Linked DNA regions of Homo sapiens: all the other regions are linked to region 1. Evidence: chromatin loops called from intact Hi-C (ENCODE). Cell type or tissue: GM12878. All regions are shown on one strand.

Region 1 (8,000 bases):
TTTCTCTTTGTTCTATGGGTGTACTGCATGAATGTGCATTTGCTGAGGAGAACTTAAGTTACTCTGAGAGAAATGTGTGCTTCTTTATCAAACAAAAATCAAAGCTTCCTTCTTCAGTGTCATACTGAGAGGTGACTGTGCTGGCAGTCCTCAGAGCCCTCGCTCGCTCTCGGCACCTCCTCTGCCTGGGCTCCCACTTTGGCAGCACTTGAGGAGCCCTTCAGCCCACCGCTGCACTATAGGAGCCCCTTTCTGGGCTGGCCAAGGCCAGAGCCGGCTCCCTCAGCTTGCAGGGAGGTGTGGAAGGAGAGGCGCGAGTGGGAACTGGGGCTGTGCTGGGCGCTTGCGGGCCAGCTGGAGTTCTGGGTGGGCGTGGGCTTGGCGGGCCCTGCACTGGGAGCAGCCGGCCAGCCCTGCCGGACCCAGGCAATGAGGGGCTTAGCACCTGGGCCAGCGGCTGCGGAGGGTGTACTGGGTCCCCCAACAGTGCCAGCCCATCGGCGCTGCTCTCGATTTCTCACCGGGTCTTAGCTGCCTTCCCACGGGGCAGGGCTCGGGACCTGCAGCCCGCCATGCCTGAGCCTCCCACCCACTCCATGGGCTCCTGTGCGGCCAGAGCCTCCCCGACAAGCGCCACCGCCTGCTCCACAGCGCCCAGTCCCATCGACCACCCAAGGGCTGAGGAGTGCGGGCGCATGGCCTGGGACTGGCAGGCAGCTCCACCTGCAGCCCCGGTACGGGATCCACTGGGTGAAGCCAGCTGGGCTCCTGAGTCTCGTGGGTACCTTGGAGAACCTTTATGTCTAGCTCAGGGATTGTAAATACACCAATCAGCACCCTGTGTGTAGCTCAGGGTTTGTGAATGCACCAATCGACACTCTGTATCTAGCTACTCTGGTGGGACCTTGGAGAACCTTTATGTCTAGCTCAGGGTTTGTGAATGCACCAATCCACACTGTATCTAGCTACTCTGGTGGGGCCTTGGAGAACCTTTGTGTGGACACGCTGTATCTAGCTAATCTGGTGGGGAGGAGGAGAACCTTTGTGTCTAGCTCAGGGATTGTAAAGGCACCAATCAGCGCCCTGTCAAAACAGACCACTGGGCTCTAGCAATCAGGAGGATGTGGGTGGGAACAGATAAGAGAATAAAAGCAGGCTGCCCGAGCCAGCAGTGGCAACCCGCTCCGGTCCCCTTCCACACTGTGGAAGCTTTGTTCTTTTGCTCTTTGCAATAAATCTTGCTACTGCTCACTCTTTGGGGCCACGCTGCTTTTATGAGCTGTAACACTCACCGCGAAGGCCCGCAGCTTCACTCCTGAAGCCAGCGAGACCACGAGCCCACCGGGAGGAACGAACAACTCCAGACGCACTGCCTTAAGAGCTGTAACACTCACTGGGAAGGTCGGCAGCTTCACTCATGAGCCAGCGAGACCACGAACCCACCAGAAGGAAGAAACTCCAAACACATCCAAACATCAGAAGGAACAAACTCCAGACACGCCACCTTAAGAGCTCTAACACTCACCGTGAGGGTCCGCGGCTTCATTCTTGAAGTCAGTGAGACCAAGAACCCACCAATTCTGGACACAGTATGATGTATATTTTAATATTGTATATCAGCATTTTCCCAATTTTATTATAAGACCAATGATTATTTTAGTTTAAATAGAAACTAATGGTTATCTATCAACACATTTGGTATAGCATGGGACAAACTTTTTAATTACCATCTATGAACTGAGCTTGTTTTCCTCCTATTGTTGCTGGTCTCTGATCTTTCTAAATATTTATCAACTGCAATGTGAGGTCATTAATTTATAAAAACAAAATTTTGTATTTAAAAAATCAAACTGTAGCTTTATACTTACATGTAATTTTTTTAGCTAAGGATTCTTAAAAATCTCAAACCATAGCATTTTTTTATTTTACAAAATTAGCACGTATGTTAATAAACCAACATACTAGCAATGATATTAGTATAATCCATATATTAGGAAAATGAGTTTTCATGAATACATTAATATAACATTTCCAGAAATAGTTACTATTCCTTTATTCTAGGACTTTATAGATTTGAATGTTCTTCCAACAAACTTAAGGCATTTATCCATTTACAGAGAGCTTAGGGTTCTAATCAGAGCTGTGAGAGGTATTGCTAGGCCATACTATAAAGAAGGAGAAATGTATTGGTTTGGGGTTCCTTCTCCCATTTTACTAATATCTCTTTATATCCTTGGCAAACATATATTGTCATCTTGAAGTTATAATTCAATACATCAGGCAATAACCAGAAGGAAGAATAATTTTGGTTCAAATTTGTATTTTTGCTGAAAGCTTCTGACTCCATTTTTCTGGTTTGGTTAGTCTGCACACAAACTCTTATCTGGAGGAAGTGCTCTAACTAGAAGCCACCTGTTTGGTCTCCCTCATCTCTGGCAACTCTAGGTTGAATATTTGGTCTTAGTTCAACCAATCAAAATTTAAATTAGCCAGAGTTATTTTTGTTCTCTGAAAGCATTAAACCCAACTGGATTTAGACTTAGAGGTCATATACTTTATCATCATTGAACCCAGACTGAGACTGAATGGGGATGGTATTAATTATCATATCATGAGTATAAACCAAGGCTGTCCCGTGTAAACCAGATATGTGGCCACTCTACTTAAATGGTTACTTAAATGATTAGCTGACACCAGCTTAATATAGCTTCCTGGCAGAAGTTGAATTTTACATTGTGACTCTTGATTTGAAAGGCATTCAACATTTGAGGAAATGAATCTATAATGGTAATGCGACAATCATTAGTGCTGATATTTTAGAGCAAAGGTCCTCTCATAAATGAACTCTCGAATCACATGTAGGAGACCGCTTACCCAAATGATTCATAATGCTCTCTCTAGGGGCAGGGAAATTCCAGAGTACCCTTTTTCCCTCCAGAAATAATTAGACTTTGTTTAGCCCACTTGCTCTGCTAGTCCCACGTTTCCAGGGTGACACCACAGTGTTTCCTGAGGATTTCTTCTTCACCAGGCTGCAAAACTGATCATCTGGTGAAAAGGTAATTATGAGCTGAACTAGGAACCATGCCGGGATGTGAATGTCTAGTAACCACATAGTGTTTGCATTGTAACTAATGAATACTCCCTTGCCTAATATAACCCAACCTAACTACCCATAAAGCTTTGGGTAATTTTCACTTGACCCTAAACTTTGTGCATTTAGCTGCTTCTCTACCCATTACTGAATGATAACTCAACAAGAGAATAGTGAGCTTGAAGAGGAAAGGTTGTTCTCTCTGCAATATGTCATTTTTCTGCGTGGTGTTTTAATCAGAGAAAGTCATTTGTTTCAGTAAGTTCTCATTTACTTACCTAATTATCAGTTGTCATTTGGAGAAGAGCCAGCCCAAGAAAAAGTACTTCAAATATTTTTCGCCATTTGTCTCTTTTGTTTTTGTTCATAAATTCTCTTGTACAATTTTCGTCAGCATCCACTGTAAGGAAAAAGAAGGATAGTGAGATCACACCACTAAATGAATGGAGCAATTGAATGTGTCTTACTGGGTTGTAGGTTTCAGGAAAGTGTCTTATTTCTGCATCTCCAGCACCTACTGCCATACCTGTAGCATAGGAAAGTGTTCAACCAATATTTACTTCTTTCTGTATTCATATGCTTTGAGATGATTCCAGGTGGATGCAAAGGATGACACTTAAGGCAGCTGGGGAGGATATTTTGAGTGTATCATTCATAGTTAAAATATGCTATGGAGGTTGTTAAAATAATTTAATTTTCCAATAGAAGCTTTAGATATTACGGAGTCTGACTATGAGCATGTTACTAAGTAATAACAGACAATATTCAGTAGAACAGCAGTTTAGAGATTACATTCTCAAACACTCAGTATACATAAGCCTTTCACAATATGTCCTTAGTCAGAGTCCAAGCACCATGGAAACCATCCCTAAATCCAGACAAAGACGGGAAAGGAAAAGACATATATCAACACCATGGCCATTGGACGCATAGGTTCTAACAAGTTTAACATCACTGACCACTTGATGTATAAAAGTGATGGAATTAATATGAAGAGTAATAAGGAGTTTGAGGGAGGTCACTGAGATGACAAAGGAATTCTTTAGCTATATCTGGGTTTTGATAAAACCATATCATTAATATCTTCTGGGAAAATTTGAGATCAATGAGTGCTATGATGCCATCACTGAGGTTTTAGGATCCAAGGTCTTTGTTAAAAATATGGTTACATGCAAAGGTCAGTGAACCTTCCTGATTTCCTGATTATTGTTGCAGTTGATGGTGAACATAAAATTAGTATCTAAAAAAGTGGCTGACCAGAACTCTGTGAAAGTGCCCTCTCTTTTAGTGTTACTATTTACTATTTTTTAATGTATTACATTTACCCCCTCCATATGCGTGGTGAAGAAATGAGAAAATAAATATGAGATAACCATATCTTTAGGGTTTCTTGAGACATTTGACAAGAAGAATATTGGAGCTTCCCCAGAAAATTACAAAGACTGAATAATAATATCAATGCTAAAGGAAGAAAGAAGCATTTTATAGACCACCATGGTTGATGCTGTGGCAGTTTTAAGTTATTTATTTTTAAAAATCAAAACATTTAATAAGTAGGAAAAAGGATCACAATTCTGACACTAAATTGAGACCATTAAAACAAATTTAATATGATTTTTAAAGCACTCATCGAAAATGACATTGATGAAAACAACAAAAAAGGATTGAGTATTGATTGCATGCCTGCTCAGTAGTTTTTGTGTAATGTGTTGAACATTGTTATCTACCTCACAGGGAAAAAGGTATAACATCACACAATCCTCACACAAGAAACATCATCATAAGAGGTTGCTGCCATCCCTGTAGAGTGAGTGTGCTAAGGAGTCACTGATTTAATAGCCTAAAGACTGAATTATCCTCCTGCATCTGAAGCTGCTCTCTGTGGGTTAGGGTTTGTGGTCTGTGGATAAGGTAAGGAACTGGGGAAGAGGAAGGGAAACCACGTACAGCTGTCTGTGTTATAAATGCTGTGATGGCCAAACAGGAAACCTTTGTCTCTAAGGACTTGTAATCTGACACCTGTCAAGAACACTAAATTCTTTTTTAAAAAATAAAATGGGGCTAAATTGACCTCTTGTCTTAGAGGTTCCTAAAGGGAAGAAGAGAATAAAAATATGAAACTGTTAGAATCAATAGCTTAAGTCATTTTGCAGTATCTTGCTGAGTACGAAGACCTAGAGGTTGTTGCATCACCTTTTACTGATATTAAATGATTCCTTGGAGTTATTAAGTGCTAAAAGCCTTAACAGAGATCATTTTGGTTCTTTTGTAAAATAGAGTTTCCATACACTTTTTAAACCGTATTTACGCTTACATTTGTAATAAGTATGCAAAAGTCCAATAAAGACAGCTCACAGCAGAATAGCATTACACACATTTATCAATGAAAACTAAAAAAAGAAACAAGAACATAAGCTTCAGATAATATAACATAATGATTTACAAAAAATGCAAAATATTTTAAGTATTGATTAACTTAACAAACTTTTAACAAAAGCCTTTAAATGTTAAGCTACACTGGTAATCACTGAGAAATATTACGATGAAAAGAAATAAAGAAATAAAGGGACTTAGAGTCAGGTAGAAAAAACAAATAGTAATTAAAGTATGATACAAGAAAATGGAAATTTTAACTCTACTAATGGCCACAAAGGAATGGTAACTGGATCTTGGCTATCATATATAAATGTATATGGGGAATGTCAACCTGATCAGCAAGGTCATGGGAAACATCCCCAAGGAATGACCATGGCGGATGAGGTCTTATTTCAAAGTTGTGGTAAATGAGATGCGGAATTGGAGGATGATAAATGAAGACAATATTGCAAGACACAGTTAATATTACCTGTGAAGTTTTTGAGCTTAAGAATATGTCAGCATTAAACCAAGAAAACTTGATTGAGAGTCCAATTTTTTTGTGTTTTTGCCCACAAAATATATTGTGAGCAATGTTTTTGTTGTAGTTGTTCTACATACTTCAAATTGTTGTAGTTGTTCTACATACTTCAAATAACCATATTTGTACTAATGCTGGAGCTGACAGGATTCATAGGAAAACTGAAGGTAACATTCAGTAAAGACTCAAATGCATGGGACCCTGATCTGGGTTTTGCATGAACTCATGGACTTGTTTAGGCATAGAGTGGAAAGTAAACAGGTATAGGTCTTGATATTTGGAATTTAAAAATAATAAGACATTAAAATGCAATTAACATAGAAAAAATATATATAAAACAGTTCCATTAAATGTTATGTAGAATTATGATTTTAAAAAAGACGACCAGGCTGGGAATAAAAAATATTTTGTAGTTTAGTTACCTAGTTTAATATTGTGAAAGTAGTTTGAAAATCCTCATAAACTGTACAAATGCAAGAATGATAATAAAAATATAAACTGACAACTCTGAAGAAAATTCAAACGGGATCTTTCCTTTGTTCTGTGTTACTTTTATACAATAATGCATCCCCCTACATAGTCAGCTTCCTAAGTCAAAAATATAGCATTATCCTTGATTCTTAATTCTCATTCTATTGATTATAAAATCCTGTCAACCCTACTCTCTTAACAGCTCTAAATTTAATCAAACATCTCCATTAACAATTCCACTCTTTTACTATAGGTTCTCATTATTCCTTTTGTTTCTGTAGTGCCCCACTTCACTTCATTTGTCCTCCCTCAGATTCATTTTCCATTCTGTGACTAGCGTACACTTCAAAAATGATATTCTAATACTTTAACTCCCTTATTATATATTTCGGTGGTTCCTTATCTCTGGGATACAATTCAGTTTCCTTAGTGAGGCCCTAACTTGAACTTTGCCTACCTCTTCAGCTTTGTAGCCATACTTGGAACATGTGGCTCCTATGGTTGCTGGAGGAAGGGATGAGAGAACACGGAGAATGTGTACCTGTCTTTGTCTGTTCAGGACTATAGGAGACAGATAACTTCCCTTCAAATTCAATAGATGAAAATAAATTACATGAACCCTTCTAGATGCAATACTGTGGTCACTAAAACATTTCATTTTGCTACCTCTACAACTACATGACATTTCCAGATATATGAAATGAAATGGTTTGGTAAGGATATGGCATTTTCTCTGGACCAATACCAAAATATTTTAGTTTAAAATAACAAATTAATTCCCAGAAACTGAAACACATATGTTTGCATGAAATTAGCATATTTTCTCCCTGTAAGTAAGCAATCTGTAATATAATATGAAACATTTTTTAGAAGATCTTATTATGATTGAGTAATTTAATAAGAGAAAGTCATATTAGTAAAATATTTACTGGAGACTAAGACAACTTAGTAACTCCAATGGGGATGATTTTCCAATAAGACCAGAGATGTTAAAGTCTCTTAAATAAAATTCTGTTTCCATTGATGAACACTAAGGTCGATTCCATATCTTGGGTATTTTGAAAAATGATGTAGTGAACATGGGAGTGCAGATATCTTTTTGACATACTGATTTCACTTACTTTGAATACATACACAGTAGTAGGACTACTGGATCATATGCTAGTTCTATTTTTAATTTTTTGAGGAACCTCAATAATTGTAATACTAATTTACATTCCTAGAAACACTGTGTGGGAGTTCCCTTTTCTCTACATCCTCACCAACACTTTTCTTCTTTCATCTTTTTGTTAATAGCCATTCTAGCAGGTGTGAAGTGCTATGTCATTGTGGTTTTAATTTGCATCTCCCTGATGATTAGTAATGTTGAGCATTTTTTCATATACCTATTGGTTATTTTTTGAGAAACATCTACTCAGTTTCTTTGCCAATTTTTAATTGGGCTATGTGTTTTCTTGCTATTGAGTTGTTTGAGTTCCTTATATATTTGGGATATTAACCCCTTATCAGATGTATGGAAAAGGGAAATGTACAGATACA
Region 2 (8,000 bases), 370 kb after region 1:
CTATTCCTAATGTAATTTCTCATTTCATCCTAGACCATACTGTCTTGCTTTTAATTGTACACTTCTCTTTTATGTGGCAACATTTTACTTAATGTCTATCTCCCAAATAAGCAGGTTTTCCAACACAACTTTGAGATGCTAACCCTGTAATCATGGTTATGAGTTACTGTTCTTCATAAGGAAGCTCATAACTCAAATACACATTCATGGAGTAATACACGCATACCTTAGGATAGTATGGGTTCTGTTGCAGGCAACTGCAATAAAGCGAATATGGCAACAGTGAGTCACATTAATTGTTAGGGTTTCCCAGTGCATATAAAAGTTATACTATTCTGTAGTTTATTAAGTGTACAACAGTGTTATGTGTAAGAAACAATGTACATACCTTAATTAAAAAATACTTTATTGCTAAAAAATGCTAACAATCATCTGAACCTTCAGCCAGTTGTAATCTTATTGCTTGTGGAGGGACTTGTCTCAACATTGACGGCTGCTGACTGATCAGCACAGTGTTGTTGAAGTTTGGGGTGGCTGGGACAATTTCTTAAAATAAGGCAATAGTGAAGTTTGCCATGTTGGTTGACTCTTCCTTTCCTTTCTCAGTAACATGAGATGCTGTTTGATAGCACGTTACCCACAGTAGAACTTCTTTCAACATTGGAGTTAATCCTATCAAACCCTGCCACTGCTTTATCAAGTAAGGTTATGTAACATTCCAATTTTTTTGTTATCACTTCCACAATGTTCACAGCATTTTCACTAGGACTAGATTTCTTCTCAAGAAACCACTTTCTTTGCTCATCTCTAGCAAGCAACTCCTCATCTATTCAAGTTGTATTGTGAGATTGCGGTAATTCAGTCACATCTCCAAGGCTCCAATTCTAATTGCAGTTATCTTGCTATTTCCACCACATGTGCATTTCCTTCCTCCACTAAAGTCTTGAAATCCTCAAAGTCATCCATGAGGGTTGGTATCAGCTTCTTCCAAACTCCTGTTAGTGTTGATATTTTGACCTCCTCTTATAAACCACAAATGTTAATGGCATCTAGAAAGGTGAATTATTCCCAGAAGGTTTTCAATTTACTTTGCCCATACTCATCAGAAGAATCAAAGTCTATGGCAGCTATAGCCTTATAAAATGTATTTCTTAAAGAACAAGAGTTAAAATCCGAAATAAAAAATTTGATCCATGGGCTGCAGAATGCATGTTGTGTTAACAGGCATGAAAACAATGTTAATCTTTTTGTACATCTCCATCAGAGGTCTTGGGTGACCAAGTACATTGACAATGAACAGTAATATTTGCAAATTTGCAAAGAGGTTTTTTAATTTTGTTTTGTTTTTGTTTTTGTTCTTTTTTCCTGAGCCATATATCTCAACAGTGGGCTTAAAATATGCAGTAAACAGGCCAGGCATGGTGGCTCATGCCTGTAATCTCAGCACTTTGGGAGGCAGAGGCGGGTGGATCACAAGGTCAGGAGTTCGAGACCAGCCTGGCCAACATAGGGAAACCCCGTCTCTACTAAAAATACAAAAGTTAGTTGGGCATGGTGGCATGTGCCTGTAGTCCCAGCTACTCAGGAGACTGAGGCAGGAAAATCACTTGAACCCGGGAGGTGGAGGTTGCAGTGAGCCAAGATTGCACCACTGCACTCCAGCTTGGGCAACAGAGTGAGATTTCATCTCAAAAAAAAAAAAAAATGCAGTAAACTAATGTGTTGTCATCCAGACTTTGTTGTTTCATTTATAGAACACAGGCAAAGTAGTTTCAGCATAATTTTCAAGGGCCCTAGGATTTTCCAAATGGTAAATGAATATTAGCTTCAACTTAAAGTCACCGTCTGCATTAGCCTCTAACAAGAGAGTCAGCCTGTCTTTTGAAGATATGAATCTAGGCATTGACTTTTCTTCCCTAGCTATGAAAGTCCTAGACAGCATCTTCTTCCAATGCAAGTCTCTTTCAGCTACACTGAAAATCTGCTGTTTAGTGCAGCCACCTTCAATGATCTTAGCTAGATCTTCTGGCTAATTTGCTGTAGCTTCTACATGAGCACCTTCTACACTTGCTGCTTCACCTGGCACTTTTATGTTATGGAGATGGCTACTTTCCTTAAACCTAGTGAGCCAGCCTCTACTAGCTTCCAACTTTTCTTTTGCTGTTTCCTCTCCTCTTTCAGTCTTCATTAGGCTTTAGCTTAAGGAGTGTCATGGCTGCTTTGATCTTCTATTCAAACCACTCAAACTTTCTTCATGTCAGCAGTAAGTCTCTTCCCCTTTCTTATCATTCTTGTGTTCACTGGAGTAGCACTTTTAATTTCCTTCAATAACTTTTCCTTTCATTCACAACTTAGTTGCTTGACACAAAAGGCCTAGCTTTCTGTTTATCTTGCCTTTCCACAAACCTTCTTCACTAAGATTAATCATTTCTAGCTTTTGATTTAAAGTGAAAGACATTCTATTCTTTCTCTCACTTGAACACTTATAGGTCATTGTAGAGTTATTAATTGTCCTCATTTAAATACTTTTGTGTCTCAGGAAATAGGATGGCCCAAGGAAGAAAGACAGATGAGCAAACTGCTGGTGGGTGGAGCAGTCAGAACACATAAATCAATTAAATTTGCCATCTTAAATGGGTATGGTTTATGGAGCCCCCAAAACAATTACAATAGTGACATCAAAGATCAGTGACCATAGGTCACCACAACAGATATAATAGTAAAGAAAAATTATGAAATATGAGAATTGCCACAATGTGACACAGAGACACAAAGTGAATACAAGATGTTGGAAAAATTGTACCAATAGACTTGCTCTATGCAGGATTGTCACATAGTCAATTTGGAAAAAGATGCAGTATTTACACAGTGCAATAAAATGAAGTATGACTGCATAGATGTCAGTCTACAAGTTGCCTCTAGAGAGTTGGTTTAGAGTAAAACTTTTTCAGTTAGCATTCTAGGTTGTGATTAGTATAAATGCCAACTCAAACTGGCTTAACCAAAAAAGGGAATGTTTTTGATTCATATGAATTCATGTGATTTAGTGGCATCAGATCCAAACAGATTAATTGATCAAATGATGCCTTCAGGGCTCAATTTCACTGCCACTTTGTTAGGCTTGACTTTCCTCCCTGTGTCCTGTGTTGGTTTCCTTTTCATGCTATACATAGTGATGAGATAGATGCTGCAGTTTCCATTTTATTCTCTCTTGGCTCTAGTTTAGAGGAACAGAACAAACATCACTTCAAGATATTCCAGTAAAGTCCCCACGTTTAACAATAAATGAGCCTCATGTGGCCATTTTTAAATGAATCTCTGAAACTAGATAAAAAGAACACACAGAATGACCTAAGCCTAGATTGGCTTCCATTCAAAGACACAAACTGAGAACTGGAGACAGGTGTTGCTAAACTGAGATCATGGGCTCTAAAGAAAAAATAGAGTAAATGCATGCTGGCCATTAGCTCCCAAATGGTAAGTACCCATTAGAAGAAATCTGGCTTTAAAATCAGAAGCTATTATTTAGTGTCTTAGTTACCAAACCTAATAGTGACTGAGGAACTTTGGCAAATGATTCAACCTCTCTGAACCTTAATTTTTTTTCAATTTGAAATCTGAGTAAAGACATTTGCATGATTGCATTGTTTTAGGTAATTAACACAATTACATGCATGGAACTACTGTACTGATAGACATATAAATTTAGTAGTAGTTATTGTACTGGTAGTGCCAACAGGACTGAAATAATTATTTTTCTGGAATAGAAAGAAGACCCAAGTTGCAGGTTTCCACTGCAAATATAGGTAAGGGGAAGAGCAGTATTTGAAAACTCAACAATAACAAACAGGGAGGTTTGGATCCAAATGAAGAGTTTTTGTTTGAAAGAAATTGACACAATATATGGAGTATGGAGCAAGGTGTGCAGTAAAAACAGAGTAAAATTTATAAGAATGGAAAAGCAAGGTCCTTTCTTTAAAATTGTGGTAATTACTTATTTTCAGGAAAACATAAACACAAAATTGTGAAAGTACTATACTTGTCACACTTTCTAATTTATCTTTTAAGACATAATTCAAGTGTTTGCTCTTCTCTGCAACTTTCTGTCATATCTATAGAAAGAATTTCTTATTATTTACTCTGTTTTTGTAAATATATATTAATCAATTATCTGTATCTATCTATCTATCTATCTCTCTATCTATCTATCCATCTATCTATCTATCATCTATCTTAGTCAGCTTGAGTTGCCATACAGAATACCGCAGATAGGGTGAGGGTGTCTTAAAAGACAGAAATTTACCATCTCTCAGTTTTGGAGGCTAAAAGTGTAGGATCAGGGCAGCAATAGCATTGGTTTCTGGTGAGCCCTTCCTTCTTGGCTTGCAAACAGCCACCATCTTTCTGTGTTTTCAAGTGGCCTTTTTTTTTTTTTCTGTGTGTACATACTCGGTATCACTTCCTCTTTTCATAAGGACATTAGTCCTATTGTATTAGGGCTTCATCCTTGTGACCTCATTTAACCTTAACTACTTTCTTTAAGGCTCTATCTCAAAGTCACAGTGGGGTTAGGAGTTCATCACACTTTTTTTCTTTTTTTTTTGAGAATGGGGGACACAATTCAGCCCATACCACAATTCTCTATTTCTTTTCTTATGATAGTACTTAAGATAACATTGTAATTGATTACATGATTTTCTCTTTGTGTTCCTTGAGGGTACTCCCCTTATTTAATTCTCTTTATATCTTTTTTTTTTTTTTTTTTTGGAGACAAAGTCTCCCTCTGTGGCTGGTGGTGCAATCTGAAATCCCTGCGACTCCCTGGTTCAAATGATTCTCCTGCCTCAGCCTCCCGAGTAGCTGGGATTACAGGCATGCACCACCATGCCCGGCTAATTTTTATATTTTTAGTAGAGACGGAGTTTCACCATGTTGGCCAGGATGGACTCAATCTCCTGACCTCATGATCCGCCTGCCTTGGCCTCCCAAAGTACTGGGATTACAGGCGTGAGCCACCGTGCTCGGCCTATAACTTTAATTTATAGTATATTTCTTGGTTTGTTTTGGTGCTCAGTAAGAATATAATGGTTTTTCAACTTTAATTGATAATATGTAAGAGGCTAGCAAAATGAGTTATTTTACCTTTGTCTCCTTGAGAAAGAACCAGTAATATCCTCACTGCCACATTTGACCACTCTGCCCTGTTATGGGGTTCCTTCAATACTTCGTCCAATAAACTTGATGAATTATAATATTCCCCCTATAATAAGTCACACACTGTCTTCTACTAGAGTTTGAAAAATATTCTAAAATACAACCTGTAATTTAGCCTCTTTCTGGCATAATCCCTCACATTTTGTGGGAAGGTAGAGGGAATGTAGTTGCAAACTCTATATAGGAAATTTGTTTAATAAAACCCCTCTCTTTAGATCTCTCTCTCTTTAACACACACACACACACACACACACACACACGTACATACACATACACGCACATACACACACACACACACACACACTTCAACGTGGATAGACTCAGACACATTCAGACAGGAATTTAAAATTAAAGATATTAGATTCAAATGAATACAGATTTGAAGCACCAAAAGAGTAGACAGTTACATTCTTGTAATCTTTTAAAGAATTGGTAATTTTAAGTTTATGTACTCAAGTGTGCTACTGATTGGTTTTCATGTTGCGGATTGCTCTTTTTGTTCAACAGTAAGTTTAAGGACTCTTTCTTCCCAGTGTTCAAAATATGCTGAATTTCCTGCAAGGAAAAAATAAGATCATACTTGAAAACCTATATCAGTATTTGATTTCTAACTTTGAGATAAGTTGGTAGATATGTAACACTGCAGACTTCTTATTTGGAAAGTGTTATGATAGTACTTGCAACCAGCTTTTAAACACATGAAACAGAAATACCCTGGAGGTTAATGACATTAAAAACCTGCAAATTGCTGGAAGTTCCTTGAGGTTGGAGGCCGTATAAATATAGCTGTCATTCTTTTCCTGGGACTTGACCAAATTTCTTTTAAAAGCAAAAGGTTTTCATCTTGTTTTCCTGAAACATGACCTATGTTAGCAGTCATGATGCTTTATAGCATTGATGCAGCTGCTTACTGAACCATTTAGAGCACCTTTCGATCTGGAAACTTTGATTACATTTTATGATCACTCTCCTAAGGTCAAGGAATTTGATTTGCATCCATCAGGCAAGTACAAGAAGAAAAGTCTTTTCTGAAGCTTTATCAGTAACTCTTCTTAGGGGACTACTTTCCAATACTTATTTCATACACATTCAGCTCTTCAGAGTTACCTGGGATGTAGATATTTTGTAGTTTTGCTCTAATATTTTCAAGACTTAAAAACATAAAATCATGGGCTTTTTAGAAGCTGGAACAAATGTAGAATTTCAATTTATTAAGTTGTTTTAGGTCCTGGAGACTCATTGCCATTTTGAAAGTTTCCAGAAAGCAGTACTTGTTTGATAAAACCAAGTAGCCACACATCAGACAATCACTTCGTAAAGGGCATGCAGCTGGTGGAGCCAAAATAATTTAGACTGCAGATGCTGCACTAACTTCCTCCTGGGATTTGGAGAATCAGCCCTGGAGCTGCCATTTCAGAAGCTGTCTCCTAAGCCACATGTGGGAAAACTTACAACAAATTAAGTCTTGGAAACGTTTAATCCTAACACTCTTTGCTAACTTTATTAGACCTAATAGGGAAATATTTGTTTTCTGAGGGCTACCACTGATATAATAAAGTCTGGAGAGCTGTGAAAGTCAGAAGGTATCCATCCCAGTTTGCAACCCGACAAAGAAACCTACAAACAGGAGAGGGTAAGCAGCTATTCCACGCCCTGGGAGGCAGGGAAAAAGGATGGAATTTAATGTTTGAAGGATGGCTGTTCACAAAGTTTCATTTGACTTGATGCAACTCAGTGTCAAATTGTGGCAAAAGTAAACAATGTCAGAAAATCTGAGTTTTATTAAATGGCTTATGTCAGCTATTTACAAGGTCACCTTAAGTTTCACTACAGAGCTACTAAGATTTCCTATTTTGTCAAAAATACCATTACCACCTCATGTGGCATCTATAACATTTTTGAAAAACAATTTTTTGGGGAGTATTTATGCTGCAGACCTCCATATTTAATAAAGATGTCTCAGTAAACTTCAATGCATTTTCCATCCCTTCATTTTTGTTGGCTTATTCTACAGTTAATTGGTAATCAAATCTCTGTCAAGATAAGCAATTTGATCTACCTAAATGGAGTAATGAGCTCAGTTGGGAAGTGATAAAAACTCATTTCATTATAATATGACCTACACTGCAGGTATTGCATGGGTTAGGACAGACATTCTGTTTGTTTCTGTGTTATGGAGAAAGAAATGTCCAGGTTTGTCATAAATGTACTGACACCACATTTATATATAAAAATTTTACAATAGTGTGGTGTCTCATTGTATATTAATTATAAATCATTGGTTGAGCATTAGTGAGTGCCTAGTGCTGCGCCATGATGGAGAAATTGTTTGGAATTTTAACAAATGAATAAGGCTGTGTTTCCCTGTCCTCAAAATATTAGTCAGTCAATTGTGAAGTTTCATAGAAAAACAAGGAAAATACCTCTTTGGGGCTGGTGACTCAGCCAAGACAAACTTGAAAGTTTGATTGTATGTTTCATCAGGCTTCTGTAATATTGTGGATAAGCCCTGGTATGTAATTAAACATACCTCCTTTCCTTATACTGATGCTGAATTGATTTCACTACAAGATCCAGAGTTTCTTTATTTAGCACAAGAGGGAACTGTGTAGGTGATATTCAAAAAGATGCAGACATAGTCCAAATGTTGATTCAACAGGATAAGAAGAGAAGGATGGTTAAGAAAACTTTGTCTTTGGCATAAGTTTGGCATTAAGTCTTGGAATAAGACTTTGGCATAAGATTGATCCAAAATCAGAGGAGTGAAACATAAAAGTCATAGGAAA
Region 3 (8,000 bases), 63 kb after region 1:
TAATATATAATACAATATATTATAATATATAATATAATATATTATACAATATATTATAATATATAATACAATATATTATAATATAATATATAATATATTATAATATATAATACAATATATTATAATATATATTATAATATATAATACATTATAATACAATATATTATAATATATATTATAATACAATATATTATATGATATTATAATATATAATACAATATATTATAATGTATAATATATAATACAATATATAATACAATATTATAATATCTAACATATATATAAATATATTATATACATTTTGTTATATAAATATATATAAATATAATAAAAATATATATAATTATATAAATATATATTTTATTATATAAATATAATTCATTATATATTATTGTATAGCAATATTATATAGCAATTCACCAATTGCTTCTTTTATCATGTTTATTTTCTTTATGTTTTTATTGTGTAGTCTCTTGTATCGATTGTGTTGTATATTGTATTATTGTGTTGCCTCTTGTATCTGTTAGATGACTTATCTCCCTAATTTTTGTCCTTTCTTTTGCACCAGATTTTCAGTGTATACATTTTCTTTAAATATCACTTTAGCTGAATCACAAAATGTTGATATGTGATATTTTATTATTTTTCAGTTATTTTTAATTTTTCTAAAGAATGTTTTCCTTGACCAATGAATACTTCTAAATTATGGGTGTATTACAAATTTATAACCTGGTGACATCTTATTTTTTAACTCCCTTTGTGTTATTTACTTCAGGCTTAATTACTTTGCAATTAGAGTACATGATGTGAGTTATACAGATTTATTTAAATTTGTTGAGATTGCCTTATACCCTGGTATGTGTCCAGCCTTTGAAAAGAAAGTTCATTCCCTAAAATTGTGAAGTTCATTCCCTAAAATGTTCATTCCCTAAAATTTCTGAAAAAAAATTCATTCTCTACAATTGTGTTTATTCCCTATATCTGTCATTTTTAAAAATCCTGTTAATTGTGTTACATCTCTGATATTCTTACAGATTTTTCTATCTGATCTATAATTATACTGAGAGATATTAAACACTCCTATTATGATGTTGGGTTTGTAAAGTTTTTCATGTGGTTTTCATTAGTTTTGTTTCGCATATGTTGAAGCTATATTATTTTATGTATGCAGACTTAAATTACATATCTTCCTAGTGAATTGAATATTTCATGACTACATTGTAACGTTATTTATCTATTTTCTCTGTGTGGAAGAGTCTATCTTGGAAAGATGACTGCAATGACATCTCCTATCTTATAGACTCTTTTTACAATATGATTTGACTCTCCTTCCATTGAGAGATGGGTCTTTGTTCCCACCTCTTGAACCTGGGAAACTTGTGATTAAGGGGGAAGTAACACTATGTGCCATCTGAAACTAGATAGTAAAAGGCAATAACGTTTCTACTGAGCTGCCATGTTGTGAGGAAGCCCTAACTAAAGAACATGAGATACTACATAGAGAGGCCACATGCAGGTTTTCTGGCCAACAGCCAGATGATATCTATTCTTTGCCATTGAATCAACCCCAGACTTTGAATCTTTCCAGCTAGGGCCCCCCCAGACACTGAGAATCAGAGACAGGTAGTCTCGATGCATTGTTTGAATTACTGACCCACAGAATCTAAAGCATAACATTTTAAACTGCTTTTTAGAGATTACTTATTAATCTTCCACAGATTACTGAAATAATCTGGTCATAATTAGTCACACCAACATTCTTTTGATTATTATTTCTGTGATATGCCACGTAGGATTTAGTACCGCTACATGTAACCAAACAGCCAAACTGAACTGTAAGGCTGCTTTTTTCTCTTCTATAAAAGAAGTCTGGAGACAGCTCAGAAATGACAGCCCATGGAGCAAAGTTCCTTATCTCTTTTTCTTATGTCATTTTTAGCACAGTGCTTTAATTTTTAACTTTACCTCATGTTCACATTCCAGACATCATGGAGGGAAAATGGGAATAAGTACAAAATAGGTCTTCCTTCCAATTGACCGATCCTCTATTAAAGAGAGTTCCTTGAAACCACAGTTTATGCTTCATTAGCTACACCTACCACAAGGCAGCCTGGAAAATGCAGTTTTAAGTTTGACAGATTGCCATTTGAAGAAAATCAGTGTTCAGTTGCTAAGAAAAACTGAGAGATTATATTTGAAGTAGTTCCTGCTGACATTATTTGCTACAAGTGGTGTATCTTCTCCTTTCACTCTAGCTGTATCCCTATTGTTCTAGTGAAAATAGTACAAAGCTGGAGTGTTTGCAGTTGGACCATTTTTGGATTTTATTAACGCATTCATATTTATTGTGATGAGATTGATGTCTATCAACTTATCTTGTGTTTATTTATCTTCTTATTGAAAATCTTTAAAACATTAATAAGCATAGACTTAGGGACTAAATGTAATCACTTAATTAATGTACTTAATCTTCACATTGATAATGTTGAAGAAGGCTCACTACACAAGCCTACAGCTTTGTGATTTTTATCTTTGACACCAAGATACATGGTAACAAGGAAGTTGTTTTATGACAGAATTATTTAAAAATAATTCAAGGGATAGGGGATAGTATAATTTTTGAACCACTGTAATGTTACAAGTGTAAACAGCATTTTAAAGGCTTTGATCAAATATTGGAAATAATGTCATTTTGGTTCTGAGAGAAGCCAGAAACAGCTAGTGAAAGTGGAAAAGAAGAAGCATGACAGCTACAGAGTAGGTTTAATAGGGGGTGCTAGCGGCTTGTGTAACCTGAAGTATGTCTTAGGTGTTTTTTGTTTGTTTGTTTGTTTGTTTTTTACTGTAGGTATAAGAGCTAACTTCTACTTGCTCTAGAAATGAAGGATTTATTCTAAGAAAATGAGTCCAAGACAGAAATAAAAATACAGCCAGACCTTACTGAGTCCAAAGGAGAAAACTGGAGAGCTATTAGAAGAGGATGCCGTTCTCTCGAGGGCAGAGTCTGCTTATTGTTTCCTTTTCTCTCTTTCTTTCCCATTTCTCATCTCTGTGGATGCCCAGCTGGTTTCTTCAATTTATTCATTTCCCTCTTTCTTTCATTTAGGTTCTCTTGATTACTCTTCTCATTCATTTCCCATAATGATTACCCCAGGTTCTTTCCCATCATGACAACACAGGGTGCATTATTTTTGCCACTACTGAAAGCTGGCAAATATCATCTGTTATTTCAGTCAAATTTTTCTCTGAGAGAGGGAGTTTTCTGATTCTGCTTGTATTTTTGAACCAGGTCGCAGCCCTAGTTTACTGGCCAGAATATGGATCAATTTTCCTTGATCAGGTTTATACACCTAATCTAATCAGTTGAAGCCCAGGCTCGGATAAATCATAAGGTATATAACTCAGCAGGGGCAATCTAGGGCCCTTATAGAAACGTATTTAACATATAACATATGTGCATGCATGTTGGTAGCTTTTGAAGCCAAAAGTATTATATTAATTTTCAAAATTCTAATAATATGTGCCTGCTATCCATTGGCAAAGTGGTTCCAATGTTCTTTGCTTGTAAACAATTCCTATTTTTGGCCTGTAGACAGCATTAGAATGATTTTTAAATTCACATGTAGTTTTTTCTCTTATATGTGTTTAATAAACTTCAAATTTTACAACAGTTTAGATTTACAAAATTGTTGCAAATATAGTACTAAATTCATATGTGCCCCTAGTTTACTCTACATTAATATGGTACATTTGGCACAATTAATGAACCAATAATTATACATTAAAATTAACTAAAGTCCATAATGTATTTGGATTTCCTCAGTTTTTCCTATTATCCTTTTTCAGTTCCAGGATTTCGTCCAGGATACCACATCACATTTAATACTTATAACTTCTTAGGGTCCTCCTGGATGTGGCTGTTTTCTCCTTTTATTTCTTTTTCTTCTTCTAGCTTAAAAAATTCTAGGCTGTTTTCTTGAGTTGTTTCGAAATTCATATTGATAGAGCTTCGGAAAGGCTTTTGTAAGTAGGATTAAAAGCTTAATTAATTCTGTAGCTTAATGGAAGTATGAAGTCAAGCAAAATGAAAAACAAGGGTAATAAAAAATACTCGTTATTTTAAAAAATAATGACATTTAAAGCCCTATGATACTAATATTCTTGTTGAAATTGTTTTACTTTGCATATTTATTTACAAAATTTTACTGATGAACTTATTGCTACATTTAACGTGTACTTAATTAAACATTATAAAATCTACGAGTCACACTTAAAGTTCTTTCATAATTTTAAATTTAATTATCTGAAAATTATCAATCATCTTATTAGTCAATATTGAAATTGCATGCATGTCAGTATAATTATTAATACCAGCCCATTTACTGGCTCATTTACTCTGGCTATGCACAATTATGTGTGACATTTAAAAAAGAACACTGTGTTCATCATGATACAATCATTTTTTCTGAAGATCAACAAAAGATCTATTTCTTATAATTCTGTTACTTATTGTTTTTCTGACTAAATTCACAGACTGAGAAGAACCAGATGGTAATGGAAAATATACCAGTGGTAGTCTATTTAATTGGTATCTTAAATTGTTTTTCTTTCTATTACACAAGGATCTATATTTTATTTCTTTTACTACAGGAAGGCAAAAAAATTCAATCTCTTACATTTTATGATACTTTTAACATTTATTTCTCATTTGAATCTTACATATTCCGTGATACAGATAAAGTAAATATAAACTCAGCATCACCAGGGCTCATCCACCTTTGGGTACAAGTAAAAGAAAATAAATATTAATACACCTATTATACTGACTCATTTAACCACATTTGCAAAATGTAGGTCATCCTTCTCTTTTCCCATGGTCTATTCATTCTCTTGTACCATGTGCTCCTTGATGAAGTCCAATCTTAAGAAGCCATTGGGTGAGAATGCTATGTTGATTGCTGACATATTAAATGCAGTTATTATTTGATTGACCGCTCTTAGAATGTATACATTGCATTTGTTTTTCCTTTTGTATCATTCACTATTTTGTTTAAGTAATTTATGTAATTCCTACTATGTACCTAACTCTCCTTTGTATGTGACAGTTTTAGGGTGTATTAATAGGCTTGTTTCTTGCTTTAAGAATTTTATATCCTTAATTAGGTAAATAGGACAAGCAATAGACAGGTACATAAGAAATAGACATGAAAATTTCAAAAAGTGATGGCTGCTATGAAGAAAATGCAGTATGGTTATGTGAGAAAGAGTAATATAGTTGCTACTGAGATGGCTTGTAAGTTGAGATTCAATGATGAGAAAGAACCAAATGTGAACAGTCAGAAGAATAGGGTTCCAATCAAAAGAAACAGCCAGCTTAAAATCTCAAAAGCTTCATGAACTTAACTAGTATTTCCAAACAAATTTGTGGCCACAACACATTGAATAAGGGAAGAGTTTCTCCTGAAGCGATTTGAAGAGACCCTAATAGGACCAGACAGCCTTACTTTTAGAAAACAGACACAATTCTAATTCCTATATAAAACAGCCCAACGTAAAGGCAGTTATATCATTTAATATCAAGCAAGTGGTCTGTATACCAACCATACTCAAGTTTTAACTTTTCCCTGATATAGCATATTCTTTTAAGGTTTCCCCTTTGCTATCAAACCCCTCCACTTTCTTCTTCTCTGCCTGTAGAAAAGCCCTATTCATCTTCTGAGACAAGCTAAAGTGTTCCCTTCCCTGGGGATACTCTCGACTTCCTTAGGATGTAAGGTCCCAGAGCACTCTGTGAATATTGCTTGCATGGAATTTAGTACATTGTAATCTGCCTCCCCCATCCCTGCTTTATGAGCTTGTCCATGAAAGGGCTTTATCTCATTCATTTTGCATTTCTTCCCTCTCCACTACAACCACCGGGCAAAATTGCATTTTTTACAAAATAATTACTGGTTGAATAAATAAAGAATAATTTAATTAATTAAATAATTTTAAAGAAAATATATTTTAAGAAATGTTTAATATTTATTTTTAACTGGGATTAACACAAACAGGTAAATGGTGCTACAACATAGTGCAGATGCAATTTTTGACTTCAAACAAATTGGTGCTAATGAAATAACAATAAATGCATATTGGTTATAGTTTATTGGGTTTGTGGAAAAAGCTATATATAGAAAGCTGTCAGAGACTTAGCTACTCTTTTAGTTGGACACAAAGTAGCAATTTGGCAAATTTATATCCAAATGTTTAAATCAATTACTGGTCATATTCTTTTACAAAAAGAAAAAAAGGAATAATACTTTTGACCGTTTTTGTTTGCATTATTGGCATTTTATTCTTGAGGCAAACTTGAAAGTATATATTGTGAAAAGTAGACTCTAAGCATTCTTCCAGCTGGAATTTCAATATTTTTCCAGGTTGAATTCTCTCTTTTTGTTGTAGAGAAAACATTAGGGTGTTGGGTCAAATGTTGACATTTTGGTGACATCATTACCATCAACTGCTAATGTCAACTTAATTTGAAGGGGTTAAAAAGAAGTTTTATAAGGCAATGAATACACTTCCCACATGTTAGGAGGCATGGCAGATATTGTTAATGCAAATGACACAGGTGAGATATTTAATTTTTCTTGACTATCCAGAAAATAAAGAGTTCAGTTGTTGATGTGCTCATGATAGGTTGATTGCTTAGAGAGAGAAAAGCTATTTAAATAGATAAGAAATGTCTTTATAGTCACTTTATGCTATTTAATAAAAATGAATTTTGTGAATAAACAAAATTATAACAATAACTGTTTTTTTTTTGCTATCAGCCAAATTATAGTTAGCTTTACAATATAAAATGTTAACACGAAAATACCTAATGTAGTGAAATGGTAATATTTCTTGCAAACTGATGCCAGAAACTGTTAATATATACCCAACAGCTTTAGGCCTTATCAGAGAAAGAGCTGAAAGTGTTGAAATATCTGAATAATTAGTGGGGAATATCCCGTTGCCCACACATTGCCATTTTCAAGCATATAATCTTAGAAAATCTGCATGAGCTAGTCTCACATGTCATTAACTCACAAGTCTGAAAGTGAATGCAGGTAAATGTTTCTGATATTTTAGAGGGACACTGGGAGTGATGCAATAATATTTTACATTGGTTCTATGATCTCCTTATAAGACCTGGGGTCACCATAAAACATAGTAACAGAGACAGGTAACCCCTTTATACTGTAACCTCACGTTAGAACCTAGTATGTTAGTTATTACAATGGGACTTTAATTTAACCTGGATATTTCAGCCATACCCCTCCACATTTCAGTTCTTCATCCATAGCCCTATTAATAGTTCATTCAATATCACTTATCATTTTACATACCAAAGTTAGCAAAATTATTTATCTTTACTATAATAATAATTATTATTATGTGAGGCAGGGTCTTACTCTGTCGCCCAGGCTGGAGTATGGTGGCTTGATCATGGCTCACTGCAGCCTCCATCTCCTGGGCTCAAGTGATCCTCCCACCTCAGCCTCCTGGGTAGCTAGGACTAGAGGTGTGCACCACCACACCTGGCTAATGTTTTGTAGAGACGTGGTTTCGTCATGTTGCCCAGGCATGTCTTGAACTCCTGAGTGCAAGTGATCTGCCCTTCTTGGCCTCTCAAAGTGTTGGAATTACAAGCATGAGCCACTGCACTCTACCTAACTTTCTCATTTTTGACTTTTCTACAAGGAGCACATACAATGAAGGCATTTTTGTAATATCCATTCATAATCCCTATTATTTAGAAACAATAACTATATACATTTTGAAATGTCTAAACAAATATTTAATGGGTGCATAATATACGATTTCTATTGTATAGTTTAAGTTGCAATATTTAATTAGTTTTTCTTTTATATTTCCAAGCTTGTACTAATATAAGTAAAATCACAATCTTGTCTTTATACCTAAAATTTTGAATGGTTTCTTCAAAACAGCTTCTAAGATTTGCTAAGATGTAA

What was found. Hi-C counts contacts between places; a loop is a spot of excess contacts. Peaks named below come from ENCODE experiments on the same cell type or tissue, not always from the same donor. Only the 100,000 strongest peaks of a DNase experiment are listed, where the experiment ranks them.
Region 2: it touches region 1 in a loop (5-fold over the local background); 2 of 110 quality-filtered maps call a loop at or near these places.
Region 3: a loop joins it to region 1, with 2.1 times the contacts of the local background. A loop is called at or near these places in 2 of 110 quality-filtered maps.

The regions. Positions count from the first base shown.
Region 1 is chr13:58,950,871-58,958,870 of GRCh38, reverse strand. No RefSeq gene overlaps it. Among named protein-coding and RNA genes, the nearest start is that of LINC00374, 720 kb to the right of the region's middle. In GM12878, no CTCF peak of the experiment used is centred here; DNase peaks (open chromatin) are centred at 2,930 and 4,990; H3K27ac peaks cover 1,226 bases.
Region 2 is chr13:58,583,817-58,591,816 of GRCh38, reverse strand. No RefSeq gene overlaps it. Among named protein-coding and RNA genes, the nearest start is that of LINC00374, 350 kb to the right of the region's middle. In GM12878, no CTCF peak of the experiment used is centred here; a DNase peak (open chromatin) is centred at 4,486.
Region 3 is chr13:58,887,671-58,895,670 of GRCh38, reverse strand. No RefSeq gene overlaps it. Among named protein-coding and RNA genes, the nearest start is that of LINC00374, 660 kb to the right of the region's middle. In GM12878, no CTCF peak of the experiment used is centred here; no DNase peak of the experiment used is centred here.